5 separate regions of the Homo sapiens genome follow, and all the other regions are linked to region 5. A link is a loop called in an ENCODE intact Hi-C map of the cell type or tissue named here. Cell type or tissue: mammary epithelial cell. All regions are shown on one strand. Region 1 overlaps DLEU1 (deleted in lymphocytic leukemia 1). Region 2 overlaps EBPL (EBP like). Region 3 has its middle 6.3 kb from the start of DLEU7-AS1. Region 4 has its middle 4.6 kb from the start of DLEU1-AS1. Region 5 has its middle 20 kb from the start of MIR3613.

Region 1 (4,000 bases), 400 kb after region 5:
CTTGGGTTCAAGGAAAATTTTTGAGGATGTCAGCATTTTCCATGTTGGGGGAAAAAAGAGATTTTAAAAAACTTTTCTCTCAGAGAACTTGCTAAAATATCATCAGTGCATAAGTGAAAGGAGATAGTGTGGAGAAAAAAATTTTAAGCCATCACCAAAAAGGCGAAGTCCCAAAGATACAAACCAAAATTCCAAGGTAAATACATCAATGAAGACAAACAGAACTGGTCTCAGTTTCCTTATCTGTAAAATAGGCAGAAACAATCCCTTATCCTAAACTCTTGAAACCAGATGAGTTTCAGAATTCAGAACTTTTAGTATTACAGAAAGATAATAAAGTACATATTGTCATTTATTATATAGAACACTCAGAGGCATTGGAGGGCAATATCCCTTAATGAAACACATTAATTTTTCTGTAGTGAAATGTGCACCAAATGAGTTAAGTAAAGACTATAAGTAGCCTCATGTTAGTTTGTTAGGTTTTGCTGCCAAGTAATTTTGCTTTAGACTTATGAAAAAATGTTCAGTTTTCAGAGATTTTAGATTTCTGAATTGCAAATGAGGGATGGTGTACCAGTGTCTGTCTCAAAGAGGTGTCCTGAGAATAAAATGCCATAATGGATAAATTGTGCACACTGCTGGTGTATACTAAGCATGTAATAACAGTGGCTATTGTTACTAGGTTTTTGTTTTTATAGGTAAAAGTATTCAGATATTATAATTATAATATTATTATCAGCATTGGAATTATTTTGGGTTGATGTATATTTCTTTTCCATTTCTTCTTTCCTTTTCTCTCCTTTTTTCCTTAACCCCCCACCCCTACTCCTGTCTGCCTGGCTGTCTCCCTCCTTTCCCCCTTCCTTCTTTCCTTCCTTCCTTCCTTTCTTTTCTTTTCTTTCTTTCTTTTCTTTTCTCTCTCTCTCTCTTTTTCCTCTCCCCTCCCCTCCCCTCCCCTCCCCTTCCCTTCCCTTCCTCCATCCCTCTTTTCTCCCTCTCCTACACAGGGCTTTGACCTTAATATCCTTGCATATAACAAATGATGTGAGTGGTCATCTCTCATCTGGTTTGGTTACTGGACAGACTCTTTAAGCTTCATCTGATTGTGTATGAATAGCAGTCCTCTTATTAAAGAGATAAAAACCAAAACTAAAACAAAAATAGTAAAACAAGCAGCACGCATCTCACTTGTCTTAGATTTCTGTGCCCTTTTTTCTCAGCAAGACCCAAGTATTCTAACCACAATGATTCTGATGACCAGGAATTCTAGAGCTGGCAGCCTGGCTGAGTCAGAGGGATTTGAGTTGGATCAGCACAGAATCCAGACCAAAGTCACGGTGAACTGGCATGAAAAACAACAACAACAGCAGCGGCAGCAGCAGCAACAATATAGACACATGCAAAACACAAAGCAGCCAGCTACCAGCCACCTCCGAATTGTATCCAAATGAACTGCTACTCATACCTCCACTTCCTGGGCCCCATTTCTCTGATTCCTTTCCGACTGCAGACCTATTAGCCACAGTCTCACATTGTTCTAGATCTCTACTTTCTCCCTTTCCTTGCTTTTGGCTCTGCCTTTTCTTTCTTTCTTTTCTTTTCTTTTCTTTTCTTTTTTTTTTTAAATAAGGCTTCAACTCTTCAACTTCTCCCCTTTTAAATTATGTTATGAACCATCCACAGGGGAGAAAAGCCAACAAACTCATGAACTACATTCTGTTTACAAGTTCGTTTCTAAGTCTGATTATTTATTTCTTTAATTTAGAAGTTCTATATCCCCAAGAGGACCTTAGTAACTGAAAGCTGCTCTTATTTTACTAATATATTTAATAACTCTTCATTTTTATAGTAAGAATGAATCTAGGCTTGCCATATATTTTCATGGTAAAATATTTTAATTCCTCTGAAGAAGACGGAGGATCTTAACCAAATGACTTATGCAGAGAATACAGGCATAGAAAAATGGAACAAATATCATTGTTAATTGTTTTTTCTGTGATGACAGTTTACTCTGTAGCAGCAATTCTTAAACTTGGTACCTGGTATTAGTACAGCAGGTGTTTTGGAAAAAGTAAAAGGATTCTGTGCCCACATAACTTTGTGAAACTTTACTTTGAACAAAATTAAGCAGATTTCATTAATGTAGAAACAGTGTTCCGGACATACAGTGTTTGAAATATTGGTACTGGCCTACTGGCAGGTCAGTTGTGAGGTCTTGACACCCTCAGTTTTCTACCAAGGAAAACTACTCAGTTAACAAGCTACTGCTCATAGGCAGCCATAGTTGGACTTTTCCCCTCATCATGGCTGGTGATGGGAGTGGGCACTGGATTCCAGGCTGGCCAGATCATGGACTGGCCACAACTGCCAATCAAGGACAGGACCAGTCAATTAGCAGACAACACATAGAGGCCACTGGGAGGCAGCAGGGTCCCTGAGGATTTCCGAGGAAATCAGTCAGGTATAGGTGGAAGCCTTGAGAGATGAAAGAGAAAAGCAGAGTGGGAGGCAGGGTGGCTGATAGGCTGTGTCAGGAGCTGTGGATGGGAGACAGGAAATCCAAGTTACAGAGGAGAGGTGGATGGACTGCCTGCACCAGAGGGGCAAAGAGGTAACCTTATTCCTAGATCAACTCTAGGACCTTCCAGTTGTCTTTTGCTAGGTTGGGCTGTGCACCTTCCTGATTGCCCCAAGACATTCCTGTTTTTATTTCCAGTGACTTCCACTTCTAAACTTACTCATTACCCAATGCATTCTTGTAATACATTCTATCATAATTTGAAGTAGCTTGAGGACTTTGTACCTTGTAGCTAAAAAAGTCTAATGAATGCTTCTGGTTTATTCTTAAGGATTTTTTTATAATAACTTTTTTTCTCTGCAAAAATAGTACATGACAAATTGAAAACCCAATGAAGTACAAAGCAGACAATAAAAATACCTATAGTTACCCTCACTCAGTCACTGTTAAATTTTGGTATATATCTGTGAAGGGCTCTTTCTCTGTTTTCGAATTGCAAGAATGGGTGCACACCACATACACTGTTTTCTATTTTTTTAACCTAATTATTGTAAATATCTTTTTCTTTTTATCACAACATATTTAATTATTATGTCATATTTTGTTGTATGTCCAAAGTTCAATGAATTCTCAATGGTTGAACATTTTGGCTGTTTATTTATTTTTTGCTACTGTAATCAGTTCTGTGGTAAATCACCTTGAAGGTAAATATTTGCACACATTTGTAATTATCTCTCAGGATAAAGTCCTAGAAGGGGAATTGTCAGGTCACAGCATATGCACGGTTTTAAGGATTAGAATACTTATGGAAATTACTCTTCAAAAGGTCTAGGCTAATTTACATATCAATCCAGCAGCCTCTCGTAGACAAGCTTTGTTTTCTATAGCTTCTTTTTGGGCTTTTCCCCTGTCCTGTAGAACCTTCTGGATTTTAGTGTTGATTGTCCCACCCTTTTGATTTCAGAGCATTAGCCTTCTCTCTAAGCTTTTTAATGCTTTGCAATGAGATTACTAGTTCTATAATTTTCAGTGCTGGCTCTGGCTGCTTTGTCTCAGAATACCACTGCAATTTTCTGTTTTTTCTTTTCTTTTTTTTTTTTTTTTTTGCCAATGGATCTATTGAACTGCCTAGTGAGCAGTGCAGGGGGAGAAAGGTGAACCCAGTTTCATTTGCATCCCATGTGGCTTTGGCAGCAGTAGCATCGAATTAAACTCAAGCCCCGGAAGATGTGCTTCCTTTGGAAAATGAAAGACCTACAAAGTTCAAGGAGCCCATTCGTGGCAAGTAAATTAAGAGCGTAAACCCAAAGAATGTCTGCAGTTTACAGCTTGGTATTACACGGTTGCTTCTGATTGGTATAATCTGTCATTGCTGTGATGTGTTTAGAGACAACTCAGATTACACTCCTGATACACTAGCTAGGGCCAACCACCTGTGGCCCTAGTCAACGATCAAAGATAGTTACCACAAATGCTATT
Region 2 (4,000 bases), 310 kb before region 5:
TACTGCGTTTTGGTTTTTAGAAATACGGTCTTACTGTGTTGCCCTGGCTAAATTCAAACTCCTGGGCTCAAATAATCCTCCTGCCTCAGCCTCCCAAGTAGCTGGGGCTCCAGGCTCGTGCCACTGCACCCAGCTAGTTTTCACTTCTTTAAGGTGCATAATGTAAACGTGAAGATGATAGAGAAAGCCTGTGTTAGACATTTGCATTTCATGGGATTGAGCCAAATCTGGGCTGTTTGCTTTCTCTCATGCCAGGCAGGGCAGCCAGGGGAGGAGGTGTCAGCATGGCATCTGGCAAAGGGGAGAAGAGGACACTCAGCAGGGAGGAGCCATGACTCAGGCTGGGGTCCGTCAGCCTCTGGGCTTCACCAGCAATCCCCAGGCAGAGTTTAATGCAGCCAATCAAAAGTGCATAGCTGCATTCAGCTGAGCCCTGGATCTGAAGTGGCTCTACTCTGGTCAAGGGGGCTCAAACTCCTTGGCTAGGACTTGAGGCATCAAAGATGACACCTTTTCCTTTGGGAAGTACTAATGAGCCTACTCAATTCTCTAGATGTTTCCTAACACTAGTGGTAAACAGGAGTCCCCCACACAGATCCTAGCTGGAGATGATTTTAGAGTCACAAAGAAATGAGATATATGGGCCAGGCGCGGTGGCTCATGCCTATAACCCCAGCACTTTGGGAGGCCGAGGTGGGCAGATCACGAGGTCAGGAGATCGAGACCATCCTGGCTAACATGGTGAAACCCCGTCTCTACTAAAAATACAAAAAAATTAGCTAGGCGTGGTGGCGGGCGCCTGTAGTCCCAGCTACTCGGGAGGCTGAGGCAGGAGAATGGCGTGAACCTGGGAGGCGGAGCTTGCAGTGAGCCGAGATGGTGCCACTGTGCTCCAGCCTGGGGGACAGAGCGAGACTCGCCTGAAAAAAAAAAGAAAAAAAAGAAATGAGATAAATGATGCAAAGTTTCAGAAGCAAAACCTGAAAGCAGTTATCCTGAGAAAGGCAGTTTTATAAAGTGGTAAAAAAAAATACCTGTTGGTATTGACACAGTACATGGTAGAATATCAATGCTAATTGAATATTGACTGACAATGAGCATGAAGACTTTTGGAAAGGATCTACAAGACCACAAATATATATGTACAATAAAAAGAAAGTTGATATTAAAAGTATGGGAAAACCACCCAGTTTAAACCCCACAAGCTCTTCCATCTGCACTCACTACCAACATTTTTTTTTTTTTTTTGAGAGGGAGTCTTGCTCTGTCACCCAGACTGGAGTGCAGTGGCGTGATCTCGGCTCACTGCAAGCTCCACCTCCTGGGTTCACGCCATTCTCTTGCCTCAGCCTCCCAAGTACCTGGGACTACAGGGGCCCGCCACCACGCCCAGCCAATTTTTTATATTTTTAGCACAGACAGGATTTCACCGTGTTAGCCAGGATAGTCTCCATCTCCTGACCTGGTGATCTACCTGCCTCAGCCTCCCAAAGTGCTGGGATTACAGGCGTGAGCCACCATGCCCGGCCATTCACTACCAACATTTTTTATTTTATGTATTGTTTTTTAGAGATGGACTCTTGCTCTGTCGCCCGGGCTGGAGTGCAGTGGTGCAACTGTGACTCAATGCAGCCTTGAACTCCTGGGCTCAAAAGATTCTCCCGCCTCAGCCTCCTGAGTAGCTGGGACTACAGGTGTGCACCACCACACCTGGCTCATTTAAAAAACTTTTTTTAAAGATAGGGTCTTGCTATGTTGCCCAGGCTCAAATATTGTTTAATATAATAGCTTTATTAAGATGTAATTCACATGCCACACAATCTACCTATTTAAATAATTGGTTTTAGTAGAATCACAGGTTTGAATCACCACAATCTAATTTTAGAACATTTCATTACCCCAAAAAGAAATCCGTGCCCATTAGCAGTCACTCCTCATTTCCCCCCAACACCCCCACCCCTACCCTCATTCCCACGCAACCAGTAATCTACAGTATCTCTACAGACTCACCTATTCTGGACATTTCATATAAATGAAGTCATACAGTATATAATAGAGGCGTTTGACAGTCACACTTGCAATAAACCTCCTCCAACATTTCAAACGCAAACGTTTTTAATTACTTACATAAAGAAGCAATCAAGCCATCGGAATTTGCAACGTTTCCTACTAAAGACAAGTAGACAAAAGGGCCTTCCTAGAGAGGAGAAAATGAAGACATGCTCTAATACAGCATCACAACCACAGGATGGCACTGTAGACACATGGCATTGCCTGGCTCCATCCCCCACCCTTCTCCATGGCTCACATCCTGGCCACAGCCTGGAAACATCCATACAACCTTGTGGGATACAATCTTGGGACCTGGTTACCTGGACCTTGGAAATGGGTATGTCTCACCCTAATGTACAATTAATGTTGTTTTTCAATGATTGGCACTGTAAAAGCAGAGATGTGTTCTTATGTGGAAAAAGTGAAATTTTTGCATAAGAGTTTAACTACTGTATTAAATAGAGTAAGCTCTAGATTATTCCAGGGATCTTAAGTCTTTGCGGAGAACCCCACAGAAGTTCACTTTTTTTTAACTCAAAAAAATCTAAGATCTTAAAGAGAAAGGCAATCAAGTTTATACCAGCATTGAGCAATCCTCCCCCCTTCTCCTATATAAGGGCAAGTTTAGGAAGATTTAAAACAGTTACAGGCTACATTTAACATTCAGGTAATAAAATATCTGCAATTACAGTTAGTATTTTCCCATCACTGAAGTGCTTCTTTGCCTAAGATTTCTAAAACTAAACAGCTAGAAGCCACTGGGATATGTAATTGTCATGTTGCTCCTTTGAACAAATTTTGCTGCTGGTCAATAAAACTTTTTTCTCATTCCTTTTAAACAATCATTTGTATGACATTAAAACTGGGTCCTGCCACCCCAGAGGTCACCACTCTCAATCACATCTCTTTGCAGTTCCCGCGGTGATTTCATAATATACTTACACTGCTATTTCCTTCGACTACTAGCAGGAAAAGCTATTGTTTGATTGATACTCCTTCCTCTCCCGTTTCCAGTCCTTCGAGTTTCTGATATATTATTCTATTACTTACACAAATTTGTAACTTAAGTAAAAAAACTGAAAACCTCAGCTCACTCACTCATCAATTTTGTGCAGTCTCTGGGCTTCTAAACCACGAAAGAGTATGACAGCCTCTACCAGGCTCCCCGCACCCTGTTCCCAACTCTCAATTTCTGTCCAGTTTGCTTGTGCATTGTTGAGACTGATTACATGTCCTTTCTTGTTCTCTAAACATATTTGTTTTCCCTGTTTTATCTGTAACTGGATTCTAAAAGCTGAAAAAGCCAATTAACAGCATTTACAATGTTGTGATTATGGAAACAGCGTTCACTGTAATGGGCCACAATTTCTTTCCTTAGGGATCCCGTATCCTGACTCCTGTGTCATTTAAGGATAATGCTGCAAATGAAGTATCCTTTGTTTTCTTTTTCTGAGATAGTCTCACTCTGAAGCTGAAGATAGGCTGGAGTGTGGTGGTGCAACCTCAGCTCACTGCAACCTACGCCTCCCGGGTTCAAGCGATTCCAGTGCCTCAGACTCTCAAGTAGCTGGGACCACAGGCGTGTGACACCACATTCAGCTAATTTTTGTTATTTTTAGTAGAGATGGGATTTCACCATGTGGGCCAGGCTGGTCTTAAACTCCTGGCCTCAAGTGATTTCCCCACCTCGGCCTCCCAAAGTGCTGGGATTACAGGTGTGAGTCACCGTGCCAGGCTCCAAAAATCATATCCCTTAAAGGACATTAAAAAAATCATATGAGAAAAATAGCTGTGTTTTTAACAAATAAGTACTCCCCAGTCCACTTACTTTGCAACACTTTATTTTTACCAGCCAATTTTTTATTTTTAGCAGAGCCATAGGGTGAAATCCATACCACTTCCTTGCTCTGGCCTGAGAACTTTCTACACAAAGCACATCCACTGGGCT
Region 3 (4,000 bases), 820 kb after region 5:
GATTCTAAACTCTAGATCCTTTAATAACAGCATTTCTGTAGCACCAGCAGTTTCCATTCCTAGTTGCTACTGTAGTAGCAGGTCTCGGGCACATGCAGAAACTTAGTGGGGCTGCCTTAAAATGGACTCTACAAGACGACTGCTACAAAATATCTTTTCCTCTCTTCACTATTATGGAAGGGAGTGGTATTATATTAGGACCCTCTTGTTTGTGGGCAGCAATTACAACTTTCTATTTAGATACTTCTCTTTCCTCTGCTTATGTTGGAGTCTTACTCTGTGATTGCTAACTGTATTGCATTGTCTTCATTCTCTCAATAGCAACAGTAGAAGTTTTAGATTATCTGTCCTGCGTTGCTGAAGATTTGCTGCATAACTACTGGATGTCCACATATATGTGTGTAGACACTATCAAACTGTACACAGAACTCTGGGGGTATGGAGAAGGGAATGATTAATTTTGCCTGTGAAGAAAGATTGGCAAGGGGCATTGAAGGCTTCATGCAGGAGATGACATTTGAACTAAGTTTGCAGAATAAATAGAATTTCAGCATTTGGGTACGATGCCTCTGCTGAGGGTGGCAGATTAAGAAAGCACAAAGAAAGGAGTGTGACAAATAGAAAGTAGTGTAAGAAAGGGCAAAAGAGAATAAAAGCTCATGGTATGAAAAGGACAGAGGTGGCATCTGGAAGTTAAAGCACATAGTACTTGTATCAGAAGAGTCCTATCTATGGCTAATGCTCAGCCCGGTTGACTGAGTGTAAAAAATAGATTTAAAATATTCAAAAATACCGACAAAATGTAAAACAGAATACCAAATTCAGAAAGTGGGAAAGCACCCCTTCCCCTTCAGTTTCAAAAAATACACTTTGTATATCTGAGCTTTGAACAGGAACCACACCCTGAGGAATGAAGGGGCCTCCTCACTGAGGATAATTTTAAGTTGCTAATTGCTACCTATACCCCCTGGCATTAAACAAACAGAGCTGCCTTCACTCCTCCTAGGCTGCCCTTTGAGGAAGAACATAAGCATCTAAAAATAGAACCTCAGGGGTTTTCCCGCACATTAAAACTTCTGCCCATCCTCCCCTCCAGCCAAATCACGTTAATCATGATGAAGACCAAAATAATCGTGCTGAATGAATGTCCAGGAGCTTAAATATTTGCTTTGGACAAATACTCTGCTTGGTGCTTTATACCCTAAATCCTCGAATTATGGAGAGGAAGCTTGCAGCCCTTAGGGAGAAGAGAGAGGCGAGGTGAAGAAAGTACAGAGATTTCAATGGCCTCTTGGACTTTTCTGTCTCCTTATGTTTTCCTGGTGTTTTAGTGGTTAGTTTTGCAGCATACAGTGCTAGGCTCTTCCCTCACACTTTATGTTTCCCCATGTGGACAGTATCTAGAGATTAATAAGGAAGGCCCACTCTGAGAGTGACCACTAGCAAGCCAGCAGTGGGGCTGACTCTCAATTTGGAATGAATGTTTGAAGAGGCTTTTCACATTTCATAGAAATGAGGATTGTGACTCTACAGAAAAAGTTGTTGTCTACAAGAAGGTCCCTTTACTCTTGGGAAGCAACTTTAGCTGTCCTCTCCTTGCTTTTTCAAAACTCGCTTAGCTAATAAAGAGACCAACATGCTCATCTTGGATCCCAGTACCTCTCAGTGGAGAGGAATTTGGGAGGGGAGTCGGTTTGAAAGGCAAAGTGAGCTCTCGGTAGCTGAAGCTGCATAACTACACCGTCACCCCTCCATCCACCTGCTCCCAGTGCAGCAACCCTTCCTGAGGTCGCTTCAGATGTTTTCAGCTATTCCAGGTGACCATTCTTTAGCAGCACGGAGCTGTTGTTCATACTTCGAAGTGTCATCAGCCCCACATTTTCATTTTTGAGTATCCCTTTTCTGAGCAGAGACCGGTCTACTGTGGCAACATAATGCATCCAGTTAAGGCAAGAGATTGACGACTCAACACTGACCTCCACTGGTTGGCATGGAAATACCTAATCCCTTTCGTTCAATGCCTTGGCCATTTTCACGGGGTGCACAGGGAGCCCTCAGCACCTTGCACTGCACTGTTGGTTGAGATTTTACATGATTTTAAATTACCTTCCAAGGAGCATATATGTAGATTCTGGAAAACTCTGATCCAACATTGAGACCTCAGCGCGCCCTTGTACCACCACAAACCACAACATCATTTTGTTTACACCAAGTTAGGGAGTTCAAAGTTGAATTCATGAGAATCTGAGAAATCTATGTCAATCTGTTTCCATGGTAGTGTTATTAATGACTATTCAATTGCCAATAGATTTATTATTACCTTTTAAATGCCTCAAACTCCAATTGGCCATTGTAACCCCATTTTCAATTGGTATAATAATCTTGCCTGCAGAGAATCTGTGCCAGATGCTGTGTTGCCAATGCCTTAGTTGTCTGGAGGTGGGCAAGGAAGGCCCGCTTGGATCAGTGCCACTAAAGGTGGGCTGTGATTCTCCTCATGGGGGTAGTCAGGACTTGGAACCAGCCAGGATTTCAGGAGAGAGACAAGGCAAAATGAACAAGGGAGCCTCTATACACTAAAAAAAAAAAAAAAAAAAAAAAAAAAGGCACAAGCCCATTAGTTTAGTTTTCTGGGAACAGGCCTGATGCAGTTTAATCCAGAGTGGCTGGCCTCTGAGGAACTGGGCACTTGTTGATTTCAATAGAAACCCAACTGATGCTTCTCCACCCAGGAAGGTACAATCAAGTTAAGAGAGCAATTGGTGAAAGAGATTATGATTTGGAAATACCTCCCATTTGGTTCCACTAAACAGAGTAGGTCAGAAAGAAAGAACTAAGCAAAACCATTTAATTAGTGCTCCTGACTCTCAAGAAAGCTGGAGCCAAAAATGAAATTCTTAGATAGCAAGCCCATGTTCTTCATATTGGTGTCTTCATTTAGAAAGCGACAGTACCTATGTCAACAGCTATGTTGAGAAATATTAAGCAGAAATGAAGAAAATGCAATATATATCAAAAATTGAATAAAATTTTCTCCATGGTTGTTCTTGTTTCAATGCCCTCAAAAACTAATTTAAATATTTTATTTAATTTTGAATAGGTCATACATATTTGGGGTACTAAACTTGGATGGCACAAAAGGATATACACTAAAGAGTAACTCTCCCTCTTATCTCTGTCACTGAGACAACCAGTTCTCCTCACAGGAGGCGACCTGAATTACTAATTATATATGGATATTTCCAGATATGTTTTATATGTCTGTACATGTGTATATCATACATGTACATGTACTTTTTTACACAGTTGGGACCACGCTATTTATACTTATCTGTGCCTTGTCTTTTTATCCACATAACAATAGAGCTTAAATAGGCTTCTACATTATTACATAATATATTTTCTTATTAGTTTTTATCACACGGCACTTCATTGTGTAATGTTTCATAATTTATTTAACCTGTTCCCTATTGATAACGTTTAGGCAGTTTCAGATTTTTACATGTATAACCAATAGCCTAACAGGTCATTGGTACATAAATCATTTCACACATTTGCAAATACATCTGTAGGAAACATTCCTCAAATTGGAATTGCTAGGTCAAAGGTATGTGCATTTGTCATTTTGATAGATATTGACAAATTTCCCTCAACTAAGATTGTACGAATTTATACTTTAACCATCAGTGTGTGAAACGACTCACTCTCCCCTTCCTCATGGACTCAGCATGTTATAGAATGTGTTGATCATTGTCAATCTGATGTGAAGTAATATTTTCTGATAATTTAACTTGAAATTCTCTCAACTTTAGTGAATTAATAATGCTTTGCCCTTTTTTATTAGGTTGTTAGACATTTCCTTATTGATATAATTCTCTCTATATTAGAATATTCTACATTAATAAAATTAACCCATTAAAGTGTGTCAAATATGGTAGCCACCAGCCCCATGTGGCTCTTGAACACTTGAAATGTGGCTAGTTCCAATTGTGATGCACAG
Region 4 (4,000 bases), 560 kb after region 5:
ATTAATTAACCCTTTAAGAGCCAAGTGGAGGAGTGGAATCTGTATGTTTTAGAGTTGTTTGTTCTTTTTAGTTGGTCACTTTACACACTTAATTTTCAATTTTATTTAGAAAAAGAAGTTATGCTTATGAAGCATAAAAGCTGTAATTCCAAAAGTTGAATTGGTTTTGAGACCCCAAAGTCATGACTATGTAGAGAATTTCTAAATTCTTAAGGATAACCTATTTAGGAAAACCTAAGAAATCAACTATTACAACTAATGCTTCATTATGATACCTGGTTACAAAATATAAAAAATATCCATAATCAGATAATAATCGTAAAGAGGGAAAAGAGCTCTTTTACAACAGGGGAAAAACAAAGCAAAACAAGCAAGAATAAGAACAATAAAACCTGGAAACAAACTTGTTTGTTTATATAGGGCTTCTATCAATTTAGTTGTAAAACTTTAGTTAATATGAAATCAGGCTTGAATAAATTGAGACATATTTTATATTATTGGATGATGTCACTGTTCCTCAAATTGATGGTTAGGTCCAATATGATTCTAATCAAAATCCCAATTGGAATATTTTTGAATGAAAATGTGACTGTAAGGTTTATCTAGAATAATTTGTGGATAAAAATAACCAAGAAAGATTTATAAACAAATAAGGTAAACTGTACTTCAGGTGTTAAAAACCTGTTATAAAGCTTTAATAACATGATATTGGTATACAACTAGACAGAGAGAAGAGAATAGAGTCCCCAAACACACTCAAATACATATAAGAATTTAGTATTTGATGAAGACACTTCAAATTAGGGAAGGAAATGAAAGATTATGCCAGTGAATAGTGCTGGGGAAATTAATTCAGTTTTTAAGGGAAGGAGGAGACCCAAATCATATCCCTAAATAAATTCTGGATGAATTAAATAAATTTTAAAATATGAAAACACAAATGAGTAAAAGAAATTATGATAAGTATCTATCAACTCTCAATGTATGGAAGCACTTTTTAAACAAAAAGGTAGAGGAAGAATCTATAAAAGAGAAAACAGAATGTTTTTACATAAAAATTATAAACATATACATCAAAACTCATGATAAAGAAACATAAGGCAAAGAATAACTTGAAAAAAGGGCAAAATAGAAGACAAAGGTTAACATGGTTAATATGTGAAGAGCTTCCGAAGTCAATGATTAGAAGATAAATATCCTAAGCAGAAAAATTTTCAATATTCACAAAAAAGGAATTTGTACGAGCAGAAAAAAATTAGACAATAAATCATGAAAAAATTTCAGGCTCACTATTTATTTAAAAATAATTTTAAAAGACACAAATTTCTGTCCATTAAATTAGCAAATATTTTAAATTTCAAAAAACTTTGATAATTACATAGTTGGGTAAAAGTTCAAGATAAAGGAAAATCTCATCCACTGCTGGTGGAAGTATAACAATCTTTTAAATTTTCTGGTTAGAAATGTTGGCAATATGTATGTATTCAAAGACTTAAAGCTGTAAACAATATTTGACCTAATAATTCCTTCTTAAGGAATCTATCCTTACTTCGGATATATTTTTAGGAAATACAAGGATTTAGGTATAAGGATGTTTATTGCAGGGTTACTTGTGACTGAAAAATTCTAAAAATAGGTTTAATTACTGACAGCTCATCTGTAGGCATGGCAAACCACATTCTCAGGAATATTTAAGGCTTTAGAAAAAATATAAAAGGTAACATGAAGTGAAAAATGTAACGGCAAAGTTGCATGTACAGGAGAGCTGTGGGTGGGCTTGGCTATATATGTACGTACATGCATATATGTACACATACAGAAAAAAGACTGGAAGGATTTGTGTCGATGAAATGTTAATAGTGGTTCTTAGGATGGTGGAATGATTAGTGGGTTTTTATTACCTTTATGTGGCACTTTTTCAAATTTTCTGTAAAAAGGCTGTATTAACTTTATGATCAGAAGTATAAACATTAGTTTTGTAATTTTCTTTGCTATCAAGGGCTCCCTCTGCTGCTCACCTAAAAAATTATGAAGAGTTGGCTTCCTACTTCTCATTCCTGATTTTCCTCATCTCCTAATAGCCTCTGTTCTTATCTTGTGACCACTTTCCACTTATTTACCTTAGAAGCAGACTCGTCTAATTTGAGTATTTGGAATGATATGTCAAGTTCTAGACTTTGTTTTTAATTGAGATATAACTGACATACACTAGTCGTCCGTTTAAAGGGTACAATTCAGTGGCTTTTAAGTATATTCACAGAGTTGTGCAAATGTCACCATGATCTAATACCAGAATATTTCTGTCACCCCCAAAAGAAAACCTATGCTCATTATCAGTAACCCTTGATTACTTCTTTCCGCCATCCCTGGTAACCACTAAACTACTCTTAGTATTTATGGTGTTGGGTCTAAGAAAATGATACCCCACACAATGGTGCTTTGGCATACTGAACACTTTGAATTAAATGAAGATGGAGTACCTTAGAAGCTGTCTCAGAACCCAAAACATTTTAACCCTCTTTTGTTTCTTCTCCCCTGACTCCAAGAGCAAGGAGGGACTCTGTCTGGAATTTCCTTATCTAACTAAGGAAACTTCTCAAAAGACATGCAATTGTCTGAAGACTCACTCTCCAGGAATCTCATGAAATAATCCAGAAAGATTACCCACCTGAGAGAAGAAAAGACTATAAAAGTCATCACTACATGCAGTTAGACTTTTCATCTATTCTTTTGAGGGCAGGTTGGAGAGATTACCTAGGAGACTTTTTCTACATACTAAGACAACCTTTGTTCACAAGGCAGTTCCACCCCTCTCCTTCCCTTAACTTGCCAGTCCCATTCAGTTTCCTAAGATAATTATTTACAAAATAATATTTGCCTCCTGGGTGCATTCATTTCCTCTGAAAATCACTTACTACCCTTCTAAAATTTGTTACAGCTCCCAAGTTTTCTCTCCCCTATGAGGAGGACATTTAAACCTTAACCATATGGCCCTTTTTTGAGTCTCATGTTTTGTATGGCTCCCATGATTATGCATATTAATTAATGTGTAAACTTTTTCTCATGTTAATCTGTCTATTGTCACTTTATTTCAGTGAACCTTCAGAAAGGGCAGAAAGGAAGTTTACTTCTGCCTCTACAATGGATTTGCCTACTTTAGACATGTTTTCAAGATTTATCCACGTCATGGCATATACCAGAACTTCATTTCTTTTATGATTGAATAATATTACATGGTTTTAATATACTATATTTTGTTTATCTGTTCATCAATTAATAAATCTTTGGGTTGTTTTCACTTTTAGGCTATAATAATTAACGCTGTTAGGAATATTTACTTGTAAGTTTTTGTTATATGTTTTTAATTCTCCTGGGTAGATACTTAGGGATAAAATTGCTGAATTAGATTGTAACTTTATGTTTAGAAACTGCCCAACTGTTTTCCAAAGTAACTATCATTTTAATATTTCACCAGCATTGTATGACAGTTCTGGTCTTTCCTTATTTAAACTAATACTTAATTGTTGCCTTTTATTGTAGCTATCCTAGTAGATATGAAGTGTTATCTCATTATGGTTTTGATTTGCATTCTCTAATGACTAATAATATCAAGCATCTTTTCATGTGTATACAAGATATTTGTATATCTTCTTTAGAGAAATGTCTACTCAAATCCTGTGCCTATGTTTTAATTGGATAATTTATGTTTTTATTGTTGAGTTGTAATAGTTTTTAAATATATTCTGGATCCTAGACCTTTAACAGTACATGATTTGTAAATATTTTCTCCCATTCTGTGGGTTGGCTTTTCACTTCTTTATATTATCTTTTGAAGTACAAGTTTTTTATTTTGATAAAGTCCAGTTTATCTATTTTTTTCTTTTTTTGCTTGTCTTTTGGTGTCGTATCTAACAAACCATTGCCTAAATCTGAGGTCACAAATTTTACAGCTGTGATTTCTTCTAAGAGTTTTATGCTTTTAGCTTTCACATTTAGGTCT
Region 5 (4,000 bases):
AGATTAGCTTCCTAGGAAGAACAGTGTTGGTATCCTTTGCCATTTAGAGTCAAAAGGAGTCTGATGGCAGTTCTTTACAGTGACTGTTGAGATGACTGAATCTTCCTGAGCCAAGTCTTCACATCTCTATTTTGTTGTTTTAATTTGAATAACTATGAAAAGATTGATTTTTTTTTTTTTTTTTTTTTAGGACAGGGTCTCACTCTGTCACCCAGGCTGGTGTGCAGTGGTGCGATCATGGCTCACCGCAGCCTCCATCTCCCTGGCTCAGGTGATCCTACCATCTTAGCCTCCCAAGTAGCTGGGACTACAGGCTCCCACCACCACCCCCGGCTAATTTTTGTATTTTTTGTTAATCCTCCCACCTTGGCCTCCCAAGGTGTTAGGATTACAGGTGTGAGCCACTGTGCCCAGCCAAAAAAGACTGAAATCTTTTATTTCTGATGGAGACCTCAAAGAGCTCACTGCATAGGACTGACCCCAGGTTGCCTTTATATTTCCTGCATTTTTCTCCTGTTGCTCTTCAGAGAAGCTGTATGATATAAATGAATGAATGAATGTGTGTGTGTGTACACACACATATATCTCCATTCAAAAGCTATAGCACATGCATGTTTGTGTGTATGTGTATATATGTGCATGTATATAAGTATATATGCATACACACATATACACACACACAAAGGTACAGAAAATATATATCTTGTGACTAAAATTCCCTGAACTACCAGTAACTCCAGAAATTCTATTCTGGAAAACAATGGCTAACATCTAATTCATTATCTTAGAATTATCACAAAAGGAATATGAAAATGTGGTTTCTAGTGCAATGCAGTTAAGATAGGTATTCTTGTAGGCCATGGTTCCAAGAAATTTGTTTGACAACTGTACTGAGTAGTATATTTCTCCACTTCCTTTATTTTTTTCCCTTACCTTTTTTGAAAAAAAAAAAATGAAGAAAAATGTGTTCCTCTTTCAAGTTCTTTTTCTCTCCTGGCTTATACAGTATGTTACCAGCAGAACTTTCTCTAAAATGAAAGGAAGTCATTGCTAAGAAGAGACAAAAAGTTAACAGGATTAAGGGAGTAAAAAGGCACATGGAATTTCTGGGTGTGTCCAGAATCTGAGAAGATTTGAAAAGAGGAGCAGAAAGAATTTTTGTATTTTAGAAGTTGAGGGGCCCTCCTGGCCTAGTTTGAAAAACACAATCAGATACAATTTGAAAAAAGTCCAACAAAATCTAGTGGGAAGATAAGCTAGAATCTTGTTACAAAAAGTGTCACGGGCCTTGGTTGTATATTTTAAATGAACTTCTTAATTTCATATCAAAATGCGTAGATACCTCCTGACCCCCATTCTTGCCCTCCTCCATTTCCCTGTTAAATCCTGACCTTTCTCTGTAGACCTTCCCATTTCCACCCTGGAGGTCTGGCTGTCAGGACTACTCTCAGGTTGCCTGGGTCTCCACGGTGGCACCCATTAGCCGTGTTGCTTCTGGGCAGGGCATCTGTTTCTGTGCAAAGAGAAAATGCTAGGGTGAGTCACCAGTCCTTCTCTCCTAACAAAAAAGCATTGTACTGTACAGTTTGATTTCGGCTCTTGTGTGCAACTTGTGATTGCAAACTAATGGGGACATGAGGCACAGCTCCAGTGACACACCTCTCAGGTTGCATTATAATGATCTGATTGGGATGTACCCCATTAGACCGTGAGATCCTTTAAGCCTAGGATGCTTTTATTTTTGTGTTCCCAGCCCTAAGCACACTGTGCCTAGCTCAGGGTAAGCACTAAACAAATGTTTCTTGATGAGAATGCTACAGGAGGAAGGGAAGGGTTGTACTCTACACAAAGAGCGGAAAAGCTACCCTTTAAGAAAGAGACTCATCTTCGCATGGCCTGCAGAGGGCGCTCTTGCATCATAGCTATACCATGCATCCTTTGCCCATCACTGGTTTCCTTGAGCAGTACCTTTTTGGTAAAACCACAGGTGTGAGACTTTGGAAATTTAGACTTAAACCTGCCCAAACACATTAGAATATCATCAGTTGCACAGAACAAATCCACATTACAATTATTCCAAAGGGACAAGAACATTCCAGAATTTGCTTAAAGAATACTAAGCCATGACATCTCAGAAAGTCAAACCTAAAGAAGAAAAATTGCCTGGTTAGTCTTCCGGGAAATGTTAATAATTCTTAAATTTGGAAGGCTCCTTATACTCACTTGATGAGCCAGTTCATCTAATCCAACTACCTCATTTCTCAGATGAGGAAACTGAAGTTTATAAAATTCCTCAAGGTGATGTATCTACAGAAAAATTATACTCTCAATTCAGGCTTTAGATGTGTGTTGAAAACATGGCAAGGTGTCCATTTGGAAAAAATGCACCTAGAGCTTTCTCTCTCTCTCCCTCTCCTTATTTAAATAGAAAGATTTAAAAATAAAAATATGGCCAGGCATGGCATCTCATGCCTGTAATCCCAGCACTTTGGGAGGCCAAAGTGTCAGGAATGCTTGAACCCAGGAGTTCGAGACCAGCCTGGGCAACATAGCGAGACCCAGTTTCTACAAAAAATTAAAAATTAGCCAGGTATAGTGGCATGTGCCTATAGTCCCAGCTACTCAGGAGCCTGAGGCAGGAAGATAGCTTGAGCCTAGGAGGTCAAAGCTTCAGTGAGCTGTGATCACACCACTGGACTCCAGCCTGGGCAACAGAATGAGATCCTGTCAAAAAAAAAAAAAAAAGTACTGTAGTAACTGCTGAATAAAATACATAAGACTGGAAAGACACTATTTTAATGGTGAATCTGGACAGCACTCCAAGGGTACATTTTAACAGGTTGGAAGTAGGCTTTTAACATATTATGGGGGGGATCAACTGAGTAATAAATAACACAGAATTAAAAAGTGTTGGTTAGCCAAACTGACCATCAAATTGAGAGCCAAAAAGCCATTAAGTTATGATTCTGGACAAGGCTCTGATTGCCACAGTTCAGAAAAGTTATTTGACATCTTTTTCACATTGTTAAGCTTAAAAAACAAACCCAAACTCAAATCCCCAAACCCTCAAAGCATCAAGTGCTTGAAGCATTTCTAATATACCTTCCGCATCAACCCTCACCTCCTTCTTGTTTCAGAGAAACCATGATCCTCCTCCAGGCTGGTTCTTAATCAGCACCCCCTCCCTTCCCTGGGTGCCTCCCATTTGTAGGCAGCCATTATTGGGCTGTATTCTGGTTGTGTTGAGGCTGGCAGGAAAGAGGAACAAGGATAGCATGTTCATGTGGTGTGAGTGGTCTCAGCTTCTAGGCATGCTGGGGGAAAGGGCAGTCCTGTGGCCCTGTGAGAGGCCCACTCAGACCCTGGCCAGCTCTAAGGGCTAAAGCAGCTCTGAGGTGTAGCACTTCACTTCCATCGGTTTTAGAGGCCCTACCTGGGGAGAAAAACGGCAGAAAAGCAGCCCTCAAAGAAATGCTACCATGGGATATGGCCTCAAGAGAGGAGCCTCAGCCTGAGATGAGTTGGGGGGTGGCCTTGAAGAAAAGAGGCCCTGGCTTCAGGGGCGTGGGGGAAGACAGATAAGGTGTTGGAAGGAAGCCACTCAGGATTCTTTGGAAAGCGAGGACAGTGAAGTTGGAGATTAAGGACCCGTAAACAGGGCAAATTACAGGAATTCTCCCCAGCCAACGGGAAGGGAAGGGCAGGGCCTGAGCACTTTCCTGGCCTCTCAAATTTGAAGATGCCTGGGGGTCACTGGGGAATCTTGTTGAAATGCAGAATCTGATCCAATAAGTCTAGAATCCTGCCTCAGATTCTGGATTTCTACCAAGCTCCCTGGTGAGGCTGCAGGTTCTTAGGCCCCACTTTCAGAAGCAAGGGTGTCTTCTAGACTTCAGAATAGAGAAAGTTGAACAACAGAGACCATGTACCAGAGAGTCATCTATGGGCAAATTCGTTCGGAGGAAGTCCTTCTAGCTCCAGTTCAAATTCAAGGTTGTCT

The links. Peaks named below come from ENCODE experiments on the same cell type or tissue, not always from the same donor. Only the 100,000 strongest peaks of a DNase experiment are listed, where the experiment ranks them.
Region 1: a loop joins it to region 5, with 6 times the contacts of the local background. A loop is called at or near these places in 7 of 110 quality-filtered maps.
Region 2: a loop joins it to region 5, with 8 times the contacts of the local background. A loop is called at or near these places in 3 of 110 quality-filtered maps.
Region 3: a loop joins it to region 5, with 8 times the contacts of the local background. A loop is called at or near these places in 72 of 110 quality-filtered maps.
Region 4: a loop joins it to region 5, with 17 times the contacts of the local background. A loop is called at or near these places in 71 of 110 quality-filtered maps.

Annotation. Positions count from the first base shown.
Region 1 is chr13:50,374,693-50,378,692 of GRCh38, forward strand. All of the region lies in intron 2 of DLEU1 (deleted in lymphocytic leukemia 1), which reads left to right. Among named protein-coding and RNA genes, the nearest start is that of DLEU1-AS1, 150 kb to the right of the region's middle. RefSeq lists an enhancer at 3,713-4,000. In mammary epithelial cell, a CTCF peak has its summit at 2,414 (motif pointing right); no DNase peak of the experiment used is centred here.
Region 2 is chr13:49,667,650-49,671,649 of GRCh38, forward strand. EBPL (EBP like) reads right to left here. Exons shown (of 4, transcript NM_032565.5): 2 at 2,128-2,197. Among named protein-coding and RNA genes, the nearest start is that of EBPL, 22 kb to the right of the region's middle. In mammary epithelial cell, a CTCF peak has its summit at 2,256 (motif pointing right); a DNase peak (open chromatin) is centred at 2,292.
Region 3 is chr13:50,799,543-50,803,542 of GRCh38, forward strand. It overlaps a transcript of DLEU7 not described here. Among named protein-coding and RNA genes, the nearest start is that of DLEU7-AS1, 6.3 kb to the right of the region's middle. RefSeq lists enhancers at 1,704-1,753, 1,824-1,923. In mammary epithelial cell, a CTCF peak has its summit at 1,976 (motif pointing left); a DNase peak (open chromatin) is centred at 1,959.
Region 4 is chr13:50,530,098-50,534,097 of GRCh38, forward strand. No RefSeq gene overlaps it. Among named protein-coding and RNA genes, the nearest start is that of DLEU1-AS1, 4.6 kb to the left of the region's middle. RefSeq lists an enhancer at 1-252. In mammary epithelial cell, a CTCF peak has its summit at 2,025 (motif pointing left); no DNase peak of the experiment used is centred here; H3K27ac peaks cover 367 bases.
Region 5 is chr13:49,974,942-49,978,941 of GRCh38, forward strand. No RefSeq gene overlaps it. Among named protein-coding and RNA genes, the nearest start is that of MIR3613, 20 kb to the right of the region's middle. RefSeq lists a silencer at 1,752-2,046. In mammary epithelial cell, a CTCF peak has its summit at 1,904 (motif pointing right); DNase peaks (open chromatin) are centred at 1,560 and 1,880; H3K27ac peaks cover 448 bases.